Regions from separate parts of the Mus musculus genome. Here region 2 is linked to region 1. The links are chromatin loops, found by intact Hi-C in ENCODE. Cell type or tissue: heart. All regions are shown on one strand.

The links. Hi-C counts contacts between places; a loop is a spot of excess contacts. Peaks named below come from ENCODE experiments on the same cell type or tissue, not always from the same donor. Only the 100,000 strongest peaks of a DNase experiment are listed, where the experiment ranks them.
Region 2: it touches region 1 in a loop (3.0-fold over the local background); 15 of 42 quality-filtered maps call a loop at or near these places.

Annotation. Positions count from the first base shown.
Region 1 is chr13:29,603,409-29,605,908 of GRCm38, reverse strand. The region is part of intron 9 of Cdkal1 (CDK5 regulatory subunit associated protein 1-like 1); the gene reads left to right. Among named protein-coding and RNA genes, the nearest start is that of Cdkal1, 250 kb to the left of the region's middle. In heart, a CTCF peak has its summit at 1,459 (motif pointing right); no DNase peak of the experiment used is centred here; H3K27ac peaks cover 1,151 bases.
Region 2 is chr13:29,834,035-29,836,534 of GRCm38, reverse strand. The region is part of intron 4 of Cdkal1 (CDK5 regulatory subunit associated protein 1-like 1); the gene reads left to right. Among named protein-coding and RNA genes, the nearest start is that of Cdkal1, 20 kb to the left of the region's middle. In heart, a CTCF peak has its summit at 1,139 (motif pointing right); no DNase peak of the experiment used is centred here; H3K27ac peaks cover 717 bases.

The DNA of each region.
Region 1 (2,500 bases):
AAATTGATTTTTTGTTTGTTCTTTAAATCACAGGTCCCTAGCTTTAAAGAAAAATAAGAAAACTAAGTAATCTGTCTGTCTTTCTGTCTGTCTATCTGAGAGTTACTCTATTATAACGCCAAGCACTGTTCTGTTTGGTAACATTCATAATGGCCATCTCATAGGCACCCTATCAGATATGTACTGTAATTTACATGCTTTGCAAATGAGAAGCTGAATCAAAAACAGGTTCAATAACCTCAAATACACACAGCCAAGCAGTGGTAGACCAGAGCCCAGGATCTTAATTATCCTTTCTCCCAGTGACTGCAGAGTTAGTAGATCATGGCACAAGGGTTCTTTTGACCCCCGACATCCACCAGGGCCAGCATCCTAGTTGCTTCTGTGGATGTCTTTAAGGCATTCCTTTGTATAGTGTTGTGATTTTTCAACACTGTCTTCACTTCATTTATTTTTCTATATTCTTTGAATCTGAAGCTATGTTCATGGCCAGGCCTTTGTTGGTGTCTGGGAGGCCATGGTGAGGAATCCATGTGGTAGGAGGATTGTAGGGGTGGAGGTTGCTAAAGGGAGGCAGGGAAAGCAAAGAAGCCCAGTTTCTGTAAGTGATGAGGAATAGTATTGGCAGGTCCAGATTCTGTGTTGAAGGGGTCTGGGGTTGGCGGACTTGGATGAAAGGTCATGCTTTAGTGTTATGTATAATTGTATCTAGACTGGATTGAAGGGTGCTGGGCTTGGAGTAGAGGTTAATTACTGAGGCTAGAGGGAGTTTCCAGGTACATAACTAAAGCCCCTATAAACTAGCTTTGGGTGTCCCCAAGTAGTTAAAGATTTGGAATGACATACTAGGAAACAAAATTATATAGAGGAAAGGTATTTTCATTTTAATTTTGTTCTAGAGTGAGCTGCTTTGTTTCTTGATGAAACAGAACAAGGAAGTAGAAAGCAAGATTTGAATTATTGGAGAGCAACCTCTTAGTTGATGGGAGAATGATTTCAGAGGTGATGGAACACTCTGATAAGCTTAGCCAAGCTAGGGTCCAGGAACATGACCTATCTTGGTATGACAGGGAAAAGAGCTGAAGTGGCGGCAGAGATGGGGGTGGGGTGGGTGGTGGTTCGTGTAAAATATACCCTGAGAAATTGGGATGACAGTCTAAGACTTTGAAAATCAATGCTCCCTAGCTCTCTCAGTAAGTGGGAGATTCATGGAGAACCTTTCTGACCTCTTAATACTCTCTCTCTCTCTCTCTCTCTCTCTCTCTCTCTCTCTCTCTCTCTCTCTCTCTCGTGTGTGTGTGTGAGAGAGAGAGAGAGAGAGCGACACACACATTTGATTTAATAAAATTAAGTTCAAAAATTTCAGGAAAACTTTGAACCTGACCTAGTGTTTGACTTCCACATCTCAGTTTCACTGTTCCTAGGCAGTGGGGAGGGGTTAGGATCACCGAGTCCAGGAGAGGGCAGCAGCGCCGCATCAGCCTTTGAGTGTTGGCCACTCTTTCTCTGTGTACTTGGCTATTCAAAATTAAGCAAGTGATTTGGTATTTTGGTCGCCATTGCCTTAAGTGATGAAAAAGGGGAGGGGTCTCTAGAGATATTTAATAATCTTACAATTTATTAAACTCTTAGTCTCCCCGGAATGGCAGGGCTAGAGAACACAAAGGCAGCAACATGCCTTGTGAGAAAGGGTTCTGTTGCAAACGTTTAGGCCTAATTTTGTTCCAACTTTGCTTGTAATAAGACATTCAGAAAAGGCTCACCAGCTAAATAGCTTATAAAATACAAACTGTGGGAATAGAGGCCTAATTGGGCTTGTTGAAAGAATTTTTAACATATAAACATTAATTTTTTTATTGAGCATTGACCAAATTGAAAAAAGGCTAAACTTACTTGTTAAAATAATCTGACATCTTCACTGCAGATCCAAAATTTCTGAAAATGTAAATAAATTAAATGTAGGCTGTGTTCTACCATCTGTAATGAATTAGCATTCCGTTTTACCAGCTGCTGCTGCGGCTTGGGGCCGACTCGGGATCAGAACACACCGGTGGGCTGCTGCTAAATTTAAGAACCTGGGGTTTAAAACTGGCAGAGCTAGACTGGCGATTGGAAAAGTCTCTGCCATTATGAGTAGCAGATCTTTCCACTTGGGACAGGAAATATGTGTCTACTTTTTGTACAGATGTTGTCAGACAAATGAGGAGGCCAAGTCTCTGTTTCTTACTACCAACATGGCAGGCAGATGGCTCTGGGGGCCACTGCTACCTGAGGGTAGAGTTGCCCTGGAAGGGAAAAGCAAACAGAAAGCTGTAGCAGTCGTTTCTTAGACTAAAAAAAAATGTTTTATGTGTGTGCCCATGTACGGCATGTGTGCCTGTTGTCCTCCAAGGTCACAAGAAGTCATTGGATCCCCTGAAACTGCAGTCATGGTTGTGGGAATGGAACCTCAGTCTTCTGCAACTGCACTTAGCACCTAACTGCTGAGTTGTCCAGCCCA
Region 2 (2,500 bases), 230 kb before region 1:
TGAAGAACTATTGGCTGATGGTAATTTGAGTAAAATTGACAATGAGTAATTCAAGGGCACGGGCAGACCACTGTCATATCTTCTGCTTTCCACGTGAGAGCTGAATTGTTAGCAGACAGAAATGAAGGCCTGAACTCTGAGGGTGTCCTAGAGAAATATGTTGTGATTTCATAAAACTTTGTGAAATTATTGAAAAAGAGTGAAGGTGGTGTACAGACCTCATCAGTTTAAGGCACAGATCCTCGAGTGGGTGAGCTTGAAGCTTACCCGTCACAGCTCACTGTAGCCTCTTGTGACTTAGGCCAGGTGTGAGGCAGGTGCAGGCTGCAGTGATGAAGGCTGAGATCCCCTCCGCAATAAGGAAAAAGCTTTTTGCAGTTTTCAGTGATGAACCCCCCCATTGTCACATACATAAATATTGTTTTGAATACATGCTTTAATATTTTTGAAATGTAAATACCTTTATGAATGCAGTTAATGTTTATATAGTCATGTAATAATTTAATTAATAATAAAAACATTTTTTTGGCACATGTATGATAAAAACATTGTAAAAGGAATAAAATTATTTTTTCAAAATTGTGTATAGAAATGTGTGCATTACTTATAACAATTATGACTATATGGTTATATAATTGTAATGAATTAGTGTTGGAATTTGAAAACTAGTATTGTGACCCAGCAGTGACTGGCTCAGAGGTGTTTTAGAACTCAGTCAATAAAGCTTTCTCAGCTCTTTGAAGAGAGGGGTTCAACCCAGTGGAACTTCAGTAAACACAAACATGAGGTTCGACAATACATGTAAGAGTGTGTAGTTAAGGGGCTGGTGAGATGGCTCAGTGGGTAAGAGCACCCGACTGCTCTTCCGAAGGTCCAAAGTTCAAATCCCAGCAACCACATGGTGGCTCACAACTATCCGTAACGAGATCTGACTCCCTCTTCTGGAGTGTCTGAAGTCAGCTACAGTGTACTTACATATAACCAATAAATAAATCTAAAAAAAAAAAAAAAGAGTGTGTAGTTAATACATTGATTGAATGTAAGTTATGTAAGTTAAAGACTGATAGCTTGACTTGCCTCATCTGCTGTGCCTTCCTCGTATGCATTCAAGGTGTTTCTGGACGCCTTCGTGCAATTACAGAGCAACCCAAAAGATGGCACTATTGACCTGCGTTAGCATTTTCATTTGCTTTTTTTTTTTTTTTTTTTTTTGGATGGGAAAAAAAAGTGTTGGATGTCTTATCTGCAAATGTCTTAAATTGAGGTTATATTTTTTACATTTAATTTTCTGTTTTGTAAATGGATCCTTAATTCATGTAAGGCTTGCTGGGACCTGATTTCATTTTTATTTTGAAATGGTTTGGAAATTTGGTTATTTAACAATCATGTTGTAGATATAAACTATATAATCCAATATAATTAATGATAAAACCTTGTCTTAATGTGACAGCTAATGTTTCATAGGAGACATAGTTGCTGTTGTATAGCCAAAACCATTAATTTTTTGAAGTCTCTAAACCAGTCCAGTGATTAAAACATAGCAGGCATAAATAAACAATTTGTGTGGCTTTCAGGTCACACCACTCTGGCTTATCCATTTTGGAAAGTCATTTTATATTAACAGGACTTTTGAAAATTTAGTAAAACCTTTCACTGTTTCTGTGTCCTCTGGCTGTAATGTGATAGAAGGAGAATCTAGGGTCTATGAATAGCTTTTCTAGGTGAGAAATACAAAATTAGATAATGTGCCTCTGGCTTGATGGCAGGCTGCTTTCAACAGCAGCATGTGTTTGTATCCATCATCATGCAGTTGAACCCCTTCCGAAGTCATCTTGAAAAAAGATTTATTTTATATTTAATTGTGTGTAGGTGTATGCACATGTGAGTGTGTGTATCGTGTCAGTCTGTGCACAACATGTGTGCTGGTGACTGCAGATGTCAAAGGCATCAGATACCCTGGAGCTGGAGTTATGAACCTGCCTGATGTGAATGCTGGGACCCCAGCCCAGGTTCCCTGCAAGAGCAGTGTATGCTTTTAAATGCTGAGCCGTTTCGCCAGCCGCAGATACTCAAAGGTGACCCAAGTGTGATGGTACAAGTAGGACGGTCTTATGTCCAGTCAAAGGTATCTGTGGCTGTTTCCCGCTTGTACACTTGCCAGGGATTTTTACTGGAAGTAAGAAAGCACAGACTACTTATCCAGCTTTTTTGTGAGATGAGTGGCCCTTGTTTTGGGACCAAGGTCAGAAGTACAGGACCTTTCGGGTTGTCCTTTACTGCCCTTTATTGGAGTGGGGAAATTGTTTTGAATCTGCATCAATTTTATGTTTCAGCTTTTATGTATTTCTCCCCAAATTACTTTTTTACAAAAAGGTTAGTATGCCTTAAAAATGAAGATTTTTGCACCTTATTCCATTAGACCCCATTCTTACCTCCCTGACAGGACAGTCTCACTCACCACCTGTGTGTAGTTTCAGGAGTGACAACGCCTCTGCAGCGA